Regions from separate parts of the Homo sapiens genome. Here region 1 is linked to region 2. A link is a contact called in ENCODE Hi-C or POLR2A ChIA-PET data. All regions are on one chromosome and are shown on one strand. The core of a region is the stretch at or near the end of the contact, and the rest is flanking DNA. Distances in the headings are between cores, read along the strand shown.

The links. A loop is a pair of places that touch in the nucleus more often than their neighbours do. ChIA-PET counts read pairs that join two places held with the same protein, here RNA polymerase II (POLR2A).
Region 1: a loop to region 2 is called in a map of Caco-2, with 2.0 times the contacts of the local background. The contact joins the promoter of KCNJ16 here to the enhancer-like site in region 2. A Hi-C loop is called at or near these places in 1 of 168 maps with a recorded cell type or tissue (Caco-2). POLR2A ChIA-PET finds 5 or more read pairs at or near these places in 2 of 52 experiments (BJ and activated B cell).

What each region holds. Positions count from the first base shown.
Region 1 is chr17:70,073,744-70,079,468 of GRCh38, forward strand. It overlaps KCNJ16 (potassium inwardly rectifying channel subfamily J member 16), which reads left to right and starts at 1,482. Exons shown (of 4, transcript NM_170741.4): 1 at 1,482-1,647. It overlaps LOC105371881 (a long non-coding RNA gene), which reads right to left and starts at 1,064. Exons shown (of 3, transcript XR_934952.3): 1 at 1-1,064.
Region 2 is chr17:69,760,741-69,766,887 of GRCh38, forward strand. All of the region lies in intron 3 of LINC01483 (long intergenic non-protein coding RNA 1483), which reads left to right. Among named protein-coding and RNA genes, the nearest start is that of LINC01483, 170 kb to the left of the region's middle. RefSeq lists an enhancer at 837-2,036. Within about 2 kb of position 1,276, at least 6 of the 41 ENCODE cell types and tissues checked have a DNase peak (open chromatin) inside an H3K27ac peak, as active enhancers do.

The DNA.
Region 1 (5,725 bases), core at 232-2,731, 310 kb after region 2:
ACTCTAACAAAGTGTGCTCTGCTTTCAAACAAGGCAGTAATTGAGCAGCATTAAGTGATAATATTGAACAACATCATGGATAAACCACAATGAGAGTTGCTGCAATTGTTATGGAAATGTAGGCATTTGTTTAGTCTTCAATTTTTTTTTTTAACAGAAAAGGCAACCTCTGCATTCACTGCTTACCTGAGATTTATGGATGAATGAAAAGATAGGTCCCTTGGAGAGTTCAAACTCTTCTGCAGATATTGTGTAACAGATTGCAAAATAGGTCTTCCTATCAGAATATGTATACCTTAGTGACAGCTATGAGTTTGGAACACGAATTATCTATCTGTGGTAGGTGTTGTCGTTGTTGCTATTATCATCCCCATTTGACAGTTGAGAAAATGGAGTTGCAGAAAGGTTAAGCAGTTTCTCAGTGTCACACAGCTAGTAAGTGGCGGTGCCAACATAGAAGTCCACTTCCTCAAGTGTTCATGCTTTTAAAAATGGAAACAAAACTCTAACAACCGTCAAACAGCAACGATTGTCAGAACCTAGAAAAGGCCTCTTAAATTTGCAGTGTTAACCAAGCCTGATGTGGTTCCCTAGATCCCCTGGCTGCCACCGCTCTGTGAAGCAAAGGAAAAACTAATTCCTTGCTAGCATAACACTTCTATTGAGCATTCCTGGACACAACTCCCCCAGGTTCTGAAGAGCCTAGGGTTGCTATTTGTTTAGTTCCCCATGGCTGCTTTTCACATTTTCTGGATCTTTCTCTTGATTCTAGCATTATAAGTCTACCTCTTCCCTGATCACTCACTTTTCTACCTCCTGGAGAGCACTGACCACGGGATCACCTCACCATTTTATTTAACCCATTAGGACTCAATGCCAGGCAAAACCTATACCACAGCCTGCATTGTATTCACCATCTCAGGCTCGAGCTCTGATTCCTGGGGTTGAGGAAAGGAAGACTTTCCAACCCCAATTTCTGCCATCCATGTTGATTAGTCAGAGGGCTAATCAACTGTGAACTCATGTTCTTTGGAACTAGGCAGCACAGGAAAAATAATCATTAAAGGTTTGGTAAATAAAAGACTGAATGGATGCTTAGCTACCTGTCATTATCCTGTCTCGCTTTTCGTCAGCATGCAATCCCAATCCTCAGCTGTTAAGATGTAGACAAAGAGTTCTGATGAAAGGGATTTATTTGTACTATTCCAACAGAGTCTGAAAACTAGCAGGAGCATTTCCATAGGTCGTCTCTCAACAATCCTGTCTGTAAATATTTGAGTCACTTACAGGCATTGTTGAGCATAGTTCTGGCCCAGCAAATCTTCCTCCTTTGTATCCCTGATCAAGTAAAAACTTAGTCAGGATATACTTGGGTGACCTTCACACTGTACCTCCTCCAGAGGTACAGAGGTGGTGACGTAATCACTGCCACAGCTGACTGGCTATGGCTTGCTTGATAAGACGCCAGGGGCTACCTATGTAGATTCCCAGGGAGGAACTGTAGGAACAAACCGGTGTCAATGGTTAACCCAGGTTCTTGGTGTCTGGAGCTTTTCTTTCCTTTATTATTAACTAAAGAGCATTCTCTACCATTGCCCAGCTGAAAGCACCTAGCTCATAGATTCTCTGTGGGGAGAGTGAATAAAGGTAAGTGCTATTATTGCTATGGATACAATGTCATTCAGCCTATGTTTTGCTCTTGCTGGCATCTGTGTTTGGGGAGCAGCAACACTCTGTTTCCAGCAAACGTAAATATTAATGATCAATTAAATGCAATTAAGATAATTTAATTTTTTATCCAAGTGCTTTAAGTAGGAATCAAACAGTGTGTCATATTCCTTAAGTTATTTTGAAGCTTTGGTTAAAAGTAGTCTCACATTGGTGTTTACAGAGTCTGTTAAACAGCCCTTGCCTGCTATTATATTTGTAAATGTCTAAAAGTGGCTTTATTATATTCATACCACATGGAGTATTCTGCAATGTCTTTCAAAACCAGATTTTTGCATCCTGTATGCACTTATGAACATATAATTGCAAATATTGAAAAATATGTATTTTATACCCCCCTCTTAAAAAGCTCAGAGAAAATACACGTTAACTTTTTTTTATAGTTGTCTATAATCATTGAAAGGAAATAAGAGATCTATTTTTTCTAGATTTATTTTAACATAAATTGAAAGTGAAGAATTTTCTCCTTTTGTTTTCACCTTAATCCCTCTAAAGCTTTTTTTTTTTTCTTATCATTTAAAAATCTTAAAATTTTGTTTTGAGTATTTAGTCAGAAAAGTGTGAGCTTGTAAAACTTTGCTCTCTGGATGCCACGAATTCTCTGACATATATAATTGAACAGTTTTCCTTGTTGGTATATTTAGGTAGTAAACAATAACATTTCTATAAGCCAGATGAATTTTGATCATGTGTATTACATGGACTGAATGGTCTTTAGAAAAAGAGTATTGGAGTATTTCTGCTAAATATTACTCTTATGGCTAGTAAGAGCCAGATCCTGAAGAAGAAAAAAATGTATGAATGCACCTTTGTTACTTTAGTATGGGAAATGTAGACTAGCCACTCTTTATGTCAGATTTTAACCAATAAAGGAACATGAAGTACCCAAACCACAGCTGTTTTGCAGAATACATTTAAGGAATTCCTGAAATTCAGCCAAAAAGAATTTAAAAGTGAACAAGGTCCAGAGTTCAATTCAAATCAAAAGAGAGAGAAAGAGAAAGAGAGCCTGAGTAACTTAGAGATGTAATCCTGCTTGTTTATTTTTAGAACACGATAATTGTGATAAATCTAAGATTATTAGTCTCATATACAACAAGACTGACAACCTTTGAAACTGCAAGAAAAGACTGCTTTGGGAGAGGAATTCAATATTCTATTTTAATGCATTTTTCTCAACAAGAATTTCAGCATGAGAGAGAACAAGAGTCTTCAAGGATATTGAAAAATATATGTTTCTTCTATTATATAGATTAGTGGTGAGTACAAGCTAAGACCTGGATATAAATTAATTGAAAATTAGAAATGGAAAAAAAGTATAGTTTGAGGCAAAATATATAAAGGGCATTGAAAGTAAATATTTGGCACCGAAATAATACAGGTATTTTCTTTGTTAAATTAGTAAAACCTACCACTTGTCCTCATACAAGAACTTGAGTTCCAGCATAAGAAGATCATTGGGAGCCATCTTCAAAGCTACCTCCCACCATTTTCCATTTATAAATGGAACTGTCAAAGAAGTCTTCACTAAGGGGGTGATATTTAGCCAAAGACCTGGAGGTGGCAAGGAAGTGAGCAACGTAGAATCCTTGGAGAAGAGCAGTTCAGGCAGATGGAACAGCCCTAAGGCTGAGGTGTGCCTGGCGAGTTAACAAAACAGCAAAGAGGCCAGTGTGGCTGAAGCAAAATTGCAGGAGTGGGAGTAGCAGGGAATACATGAGGTCCTGTAGATGTGCCATAATATTTACCAAGACAGATACGATTCTGCAAGCTACAAGTGTCAGAGAAGGTTTTTGAGATGTTAGAAAAGACCATGGGAAGCGTAGATTTAGATAAGTGGAGAGACAGTGAGGAGTATTGCGGATGACAGGCTGATGATACAAGTGAACAAAATATAGATGTGAGAATGAGCAGAATTAGCATAAGCATGAGAGCAAATGAAGTTAGGCTCCTCCAGTGTACCCAATGGAGTAAATAAAAAGGTTTCTGAACATCAAGGCTGTGCTGAGGCTAACAATATGCTCACCAACATGAAACTTGTAAGGGAAACACAAATCTCAACACAGAAGCCAGGCCCTCTGTAGCTCAAACCAGATGTTGTCAAGAGACAGGAAATTAAGAAATCTAAGTAAAAGTAGATTTCATGGACAGTAAACAGAATTAGAAGTCTTTCTCCAAATGCCTCTTTCCTGGTTAGGCTGTGTTTTTTTTTTTTGTTTGTTTGTTTTTTCTTGCATTTTAGTGAGTCCATCCATCAGCTTTGGCATCTCCAAATGGCCCCTTTGCTGGAAACCATGGTAATAAGGGCTCATCTTCTGAGATGTCTATGGGAAATGAAAGTAAACTCAAATAGCTGGTTCTTGGTTAAATTTTTCAGGCCCAAGGGCCCAGATTCAGAAAAAAAAAAAAGATAGTTTATCTGAAATGCATTGCATGAAGAATGCTTTCCTATACAAAGACAGTTACATTTTGCTTTCTTAGCTGGTTAGCTTCTGCAGACTGGGAGGAGAACTATTTTTATCATCATGCTTTAGGGCCTATGGACCCTAGGCTTTGTAGTTATTTCACTCTGTTAAACACAAGGGGTGGATGACTTTATTTTTTTGTATAGCTGCTTTTAAATGAAAAAGATAGGATCAGATTTTTTTCCTCACCTTGTTCCAGAAAGTTCTACTCTGAAATCAAGGATCTGGATGCAAAACATAACATTCTAATAGAGGCTTCTCACTATTAAATGCAACTTTTCCCAGTTGCCATGGCTCCACATTCTCCCCCTCCTAAAACTAGATCTGAAACTGCTGACAGGTGTATAAGAAAATTTTAAAAAGTCAATCATCTGGGGAAAAAACAGTCCCAAATTAGATTTATCCAACAACTCCGCATAAAAAAAAGGTGATTTTTACCTTAACATGTTCCAAAAAGATCACCTCCATTCCTAATTTTATTTTCCTTATATGAAAATAGCTTTAGAGACTCCAAATGGTTACATGGCTTCAGATTGTATTTTGTAAGATTTGCTCTCCTTTTAACTGAGAAACAAATATTCAGTTATCTTTTTTATTTTAAGAAAAATGTGTGTTCTAGCAAACATGACCAAAAACACTCTTGTTTTGGTAAATTTTAATTTTTTGTTGTATCCCATTTTAAATCAGAGGCATGTTCTCATGCAATCAATAAACATTTATTAAGTACCACTGTACCGGACAGTCTGGGGACAAAGATAACAAAGATCTGGTCCCTGCCCCCAGCCTGGCAGAAAAAGGCATGTCTGTAAATAATTAAGAGCCATGCAATGGTCCAGCACCATCATAACATAACGTACAATTAGCACACCAACCAATCACACTTTTTTCCAGGAAGGCAAGAGGGATGATAGCCAAGTTTGAGGCAGGTTAATATTGTCCTGCGTGTGCTTGTGGAATTCAGAACTTTTAGACACTGAAATATCATTTTCACTATGAACTCTATTACACGATTTTCCACTGTCAGAAACTCACTCTTAAGAGAACTCAGACAGTTCTCTTAAAATGGTCTTTTTTTCTACTACCGTTTGGTTATTAGTCAAGGATCTCTAGAGAAGCAGAAGAAACAGGATACAGGAGAGCAAGAGGGAGAAAAACACAGAGAGATCTTAAGGAATTGGCTCAAGCGATTATGGTGGCTGGCAAGTATGAAATCTGTAGGGCGGGCTGGTAGAAATTCTAGTAAGAGTTGACATTGCAGTATTGAGTTCAAATCTGCAGAGTATGCCAGAATAGGAAACTTGGATGGCATTTGTATGTTACATTTTTGAAGCAGAACTCCTTTCCCAGGAAATCTTGGCTTTTGCTCTTAAGGGTTGCAACTGATTAGATAAGGCCCACCTACATTATGGAGGATAATAATCTGCTTTTCTCAAAGTCTACAGATGAGAAATGTTCCTCACATCTAATATGTATCTTCCTAGCAATATCCAGACAGGTGTTTGATCAAACAACTGGGTACCATAGCCTAGCCA
Region 2 (6,147 bases), core at 26-2,525:
CTGAGGCCCTAGTGGTAATCTCCCCAAAACTAAACCACAAACGCATGGCAGCTAGGGCTTGAATGACACAGAAGATTTTCTTCTCTTTCACACATTGCACATGAAATGTCTGAGTAATCAAAGTTACTGTCAGTCTCACTCTCTTTTTTTCTCTATGCTTCCTAGTTCCAAAGCTGGGCTTACTAATTTTCTCATATATAGGACCAGTCTCACTGTACATCCCTAATATTGATATTGACCTAAGAAGTATTTAAATAAATGCCAGTCCCAATCCCATCCACCCCAACATAACCTGTGAGGCTTCCTAAAGTTTTCTATTTTGAATGACCCAGAATTTCCCCCATGTTATACTTCTCTCTGCTGCAGTTCTTCTATACTTTGAATTGGGCTCCTATGCCTGATGCCTCACCAGGATTCCTTACATGTTGATGTCCTTCTACTACATCTTGCAACTCTGGCACAGATCACTTGACTAAAATGAGACTGGGAATTACAATTATTTTAGATTGAGTCATTTTCCCACCATGTTGCTCTCATCCTGTCCTCCTGCTTCTCTATCTAACACCTCCCTTCCTTTCCCTTTTCTCTCAAATCTGACCAGGTACAGAACTCCTTTTTTCTCGTCTTCTGGGCTACTACATAGCCATGCTTCACTATAACATACCAAATGTGTTCCTTACACGTCGATCTTGGCAGTAGGATATACAATCAGAATTCTCATTATTCTTGACCCAAGGAGAGAGAATTGTTGATAAAATTGGCAACAACAAGGACAAACATGATTTATTTATATATTGATTTAAGAAATATGGGAAGCCTAGCCATAAAAGGCAGTATTTTATGTACTTGGCAAAAATATGAAAAATATAATAATTGAGGGCAAAGGTGTTGCTCTAAGAATTATTCTTAGAGGTGAAATTCAGAATAGTTATTTATGGACCTGGAGACCAAATAATAAAGGGGAAAGGAATTAGGAATTTTAGAAAAATATTGTTTTAGGCAAGAAGAAAGACACACAGAGGAGGTTAGCTGGGGTAGCAGTGTGCGAGGGGAGCAACAGAGGATGCGTATGAGCAGAGAATGAGGAAGGGCTATGAGGAACTTTGAAAGGGTGGAAACTTGGACTTTTGAAGGTAGGAATAGATTGGTGGAGAGATGTGGCTACAACAGAAGTTTGGAATGAACATTGGCAAAGAATCTCCTCATGGCGTGTTGGGAAAGATGGATGAAAGAGTAAGTGAGGTGAAAGGAAGGGAAATTGAGTCATAGTCCCCCAGTCCAAATATGCACTGCTGAAGGGAATTGAGCCAACAGCAAAGCTTAAAAAGAACTCATGACTGGATATCCTCAATGAGAGTGAAACCTCTTTCTTCCAGTTCCTGCTTGAAAATATAAACAACATGCAAATTCAAACAAAAAAATTCTTCCTCTGTCACGTTGAGAAACCCTCTGTTTACTTTGTTGTTGTGACTCACTTTGAGAGTATTCTTACAAGAATGCAATTTGTAGGGATGGGCAGACCTGTAGGGGGAAAAACAAGAACCTCTCTGGAATGTTTACCCATTCTTGGGACCATAGATTTTTTTTTTTTCTACAAAGGTCTCTATTCCTTTTTAAAAGACTCAGTTTAGTTTTGGAGAGGAAAAATATCTCAGATATAACAGCATAACTGGGGTGAGGTACACAAGACTTCTAAGAATCATTTTTTAAAGAAGCAATAGAAGATGCCCAATGATGTAAAACAAAAATCACTTTTCTTAATTCAAGTTTTACCCAAGTGGATACCAAGAGACAGGAAAACTTACAGGAATGGAATGATGGATGGTCATACTTGGACGTGCTAGCCCAGGAATGAAGAAGACTTAGACATGTTATAGTTAATTGTAGCTAAATGGAAGAAAAGGAGACAGGGAAAGCAAGAGGTAAATACAGGTCAAATCAAATCAAAGAATCAAAGCCCTGTGCTTCAGATGAAGTATTTTAATGATACAAATTGTCTGTGTCAGGGGCTTAAATGTGTACATTTAGGGGTACTGTCTCAAAAAAAATGAGCTTTCTTCCACAAAACTAAAATCCACATGGACAATTTTGAATCGGATGGATGAGAAAGCAAAGTAAGTTCTCCGTAAATACACAGATGCTGTTAAAGGATTGGTGCCTTTTTTTCTTGTCTTTTTTCCTTTTTTGGAGGGTGGAGGTGGGGCTAGATAATCTTGGCTTTAGAACATTTAATCCTGACATACTTTATAAGGAGCTGCATTCAGCAAAGTCTTTTGACATTCTTAATTTGCCTATCTTTGATCTCTGGAGAGATGAATCTGAGGTTATGGTGGTTCTAAAGAAAAAAACATTAATTCAATGACACATGTGTGAGAGAGGAATGAGCTAGAAATTAGGAGAGAATATGTAGTTGGGGGGTTCAGTGGCGTTTCAGCATTTCTGGGGAGTACTGTACAGTGGGGGCTCTGTGTGAAGCCTTTGAGCCAAGTGGTTGGAGACAAGGTAGATGGTATTTTAAAGGGCATCAGAACAATACTAATTAATCTGTTTTATTTTCACCTTCTGCTTAGGATTTTTTTTTTTCTGAAAGCACTTACACTTAACAAAGAAAAACCTTATTTGAGGAGCAAATACACAATCTTTCCTAACTCTTTTTAGAAGCCAAATGCAATTCAAATACACCTAGTCCTTCCTAAAATGCTTTATGTATTTTAACAAGTAAAACTAAGAAAATTGTATTTGTTAGTGCTTTATGTGAGTATGGCTGTGAAGTGTTTTCATCAAATTTGCACAGCATTTTTCTGTGACCTAATTTCACATACAGTTATGTGGCGTACAAAGAATTAACTTTAGAGACTCCCTGGGAAATACATCAAAGAGACACTGAGTCATCTTCTTGAAAAGTTTAAAGCCAAGATTGACAAGAGGCCTGGTTCAGAACAGACATGGCATTTATACTGAGGACCATGGACAGAGAACATGGTGGGTCCTCACATGGGCCCCAAATCAAGTCTCAAGAACGAAGCCTGAAATGTTGGAATTTCGGTGACAGCTGTTTCTCACTGGGCAACTTTATGATCCAGGGTAACAGCAGAGAGGGACTTACTTAAAAATAAGGATCCTTCTGTGCCTAGCAGAGAAGGCCAACTAGTATCCAGAGAAAACACTGGGAAAAACTTTGTGGTATTCAGTGGGTTACAAGATTGCCATCTGCATATATGATTTTCCTCTTCCATCTGTAGGTAAGTTATGTCCCTGGAAGAAAGCAGACCTGTCTCATGTTATTATTAGATTGATTTGTGTTCACAGTTTTATTTTCCCAATAAGATAGCAAGAGGCAATGCTTTCTAATTCTTTTATAATTCTTCATGGCACTTAGGATAGGGATAGGCATACAGCAGTTGTAAAATACATATTTTTGGTTAATAAGTTTAAATTGAAAAGTTGGGTAAGTGAATCAAAGATTCAGTTAATTCATGGTTCTGAAGGTTAGACCCGTAAATCTGTAAAAGTCTTTCAAATTGCTTTGATCATGCAATGAAAGTGAATTGCATTTCTTTTTCAGCAGAGTTTGTTTTGCAATCTGAATTTTTTGGACTTTGCTTTGAAAAGGTTGAAATGAAAGGCATGGCAGTGAATCAGCAATTTAAGAAGGTTAACAATTAGTCATAACTTTAATAGATGAGACAATTACACCATCTTTATCTTTTAAAAATAACTACATTTTTAATTAGATTTTAATCATAAAGGTCAGAGGTAGTGTAAGTTTAGAAAATCTGAAACAAAGTGTGTGTTGGCAAAACTACTTAATCTCAGATGTGTTAACTTGGCCAAATTAACTGAAACAGATGGTGAGAAGCTTTTGTTCCTTAAGTCATCAATTGCTGATTGCATGATCTTCATAATCTTTAATATTTTAAGACGCAGTCTCAGAACTCAGGTTTGTAAGTATTGCTTTCTATTTGTTTATTCCTTAAAATATTCTATAAGATCTCTGTTATTTGCTCTTGGCTTTAACAAAGTGCAATATGACCATTTAAAAAACTTGGTACCTCATTTTTGACTTTGCTTCTGTTAAACATATGACTCTCCTGCTTCTTGATGCATATTTTAGACCTTCATGAGCCATCAATTTTGAAAGTGCTAATTTCAGATGAACAATATTGACTTCAGCTGACAGTTGTTGCTCTGGTTACCTATTACTGTGTAACAAATGACTCTAACACTGTGGTACAAAACAACGATCATTTTTATCATATTCATCACTTTGTGTGTCAGGAATTGCAGGATACATCTGGGATTGCTGATCTGTGCTCGATACTGATTGGGACCTCAGGTGGCATATGGCTATGGCTTTAATGGCTGGAGTTGGCTGGGATGGCTAGACTAGGATATTGGTATGGGATGGTGGTTGCCTTCCTTACTTCTTCTCTATAACACATCTGCTGTGCTGAAATGTCCACAATAGCTTTTTAACTCATGTGTCTGGAACTTGAATTGCAATGGCTGGAAAAGGTAAAGCTGGCCAGGCATTCTTCTCTCCTCTCCTCTTCTCTACTCCCTTCCCCCTCCCCTCCCCCAGTCGCTCCCCTCCCCTGCCCTCCCTCTTCCTTCCCTTCCCTCCCCCTTCCCTCCCTTCCCCTCCTTCCTCTGTGCTCCCCTCCCCCTTCTTCCCTCCCCTCCCTCTCTTCTTCCCTCCCCTTCCCCCTCTCCTCCTCCTCCTCCTCCCCTCCCCGTTCCTTTCTGCTCTCCTCCCCTCCATTCCCTTCCCCTCCCCCTTTCCTCTTCCTTCCCCCTTCTTCCCTCCCCTCTCCTCTTACTTCCCCCTTCTTTCCTCCCCTCCCCTCCCTTCCTCTCTCCCTTCCCCCTCTTCCCTCCCCCTCTTCTCTTCCATCCCCTTCTTCACTCCCCTCTCCTCTCTCCCCTCCCCCTCTTCTCTTCCCTCCCCTCTCCTCTCTCCCCTCCCCTCCCCACTCCTCTCCCCTCCCCTTCTTCCCTTCCCTTTCCCCTCTATCCTCCCCTCCCTTCTACCTTCTCCCCTCCCCTCCCTTCTACTCTCTCCCCTCCACTCCCCTCCCCATCCTTACGCCTTTCCTCCCCCTCTCATCTCCCCTCTCCCCTTTCCTCCCCTCCCCTCCCCTCTCTCTTCCTCTCCCTTCTCCCCTCCCTGCTCCCCTCCTGCCCCTCCACAATCCCCTTCCCTCTCCTCCTCTGTCTCTCTCTCTTTGCATGTGACTTTTTCACATGACTAGCTTCCTCACAGCATGGTGGTTTCAGGGAAGTCAGATTTCTTGCATGGCAGCTGGCTTCTCCCAGAAGAAGCTTTCCCATAGAGGGAGCATGAAAAGGCCCAGGTGAAACTGCAAGACTTCTTGTGACCTGGTCTTGGAAGTCCTGGGATGTCACTTCTACCATATTCTATTGGTCAAACAAGTCACTAAGGCCAGACCAGATTCAAGGAGATGGAAGGAATGAGCTTGACGGGATGTGGCACATATGTACAGGGAGGAAAGGAATTAATTGATGGTGACCATTTAGGAGACAATCTACCAAATTGCCTTTTTGTTTTATGAACTAGATTTCTGTAACAGAACCCTTGTCCTCACCCTCAGGGCTCTCTTTTTTTTTTGAGACAAGGTCTCACTCTGTTGTTCAGGCTGAAGTGCAGTGGCACCACCTCAGCTCACTGCAGCCTTGACCTCCTAAGTTCAAGGAATCCCCCTGCCTCAGCCCCTCAAATAGGTAAGACTATAGGCATGCACCACCATGCCCAGCTAATTTTTGTACTTTTATTACAGACAGGGTTTTGCCATGTTGTTCAGGCTCATCTGGAACTCCTGAGCTCAAGTGATCTGCCCATACTGGCCTGCCAAAGTGCTAGGATTGCAGGCGTGAGCCACTGTGCCTGGCCACTTTTTTTTTTTTTTTAATATTTGATGTTTTAATTTTCTGTTGTTCCATGTGTGCTATTATTTCAAAGACAATCATCAAAGGATCAGTATTTTAACATCAATTTTAAATTTTCTACTTTTATTGCAAAATGCTGTTTCAATTTGCCTAACTCAGTTTTACATCAACAAACAGAAAGAAATGCTCCCAATTTTTCAGTGATACTAATCACTAAACTTCTTCAATTATACCTTTGTT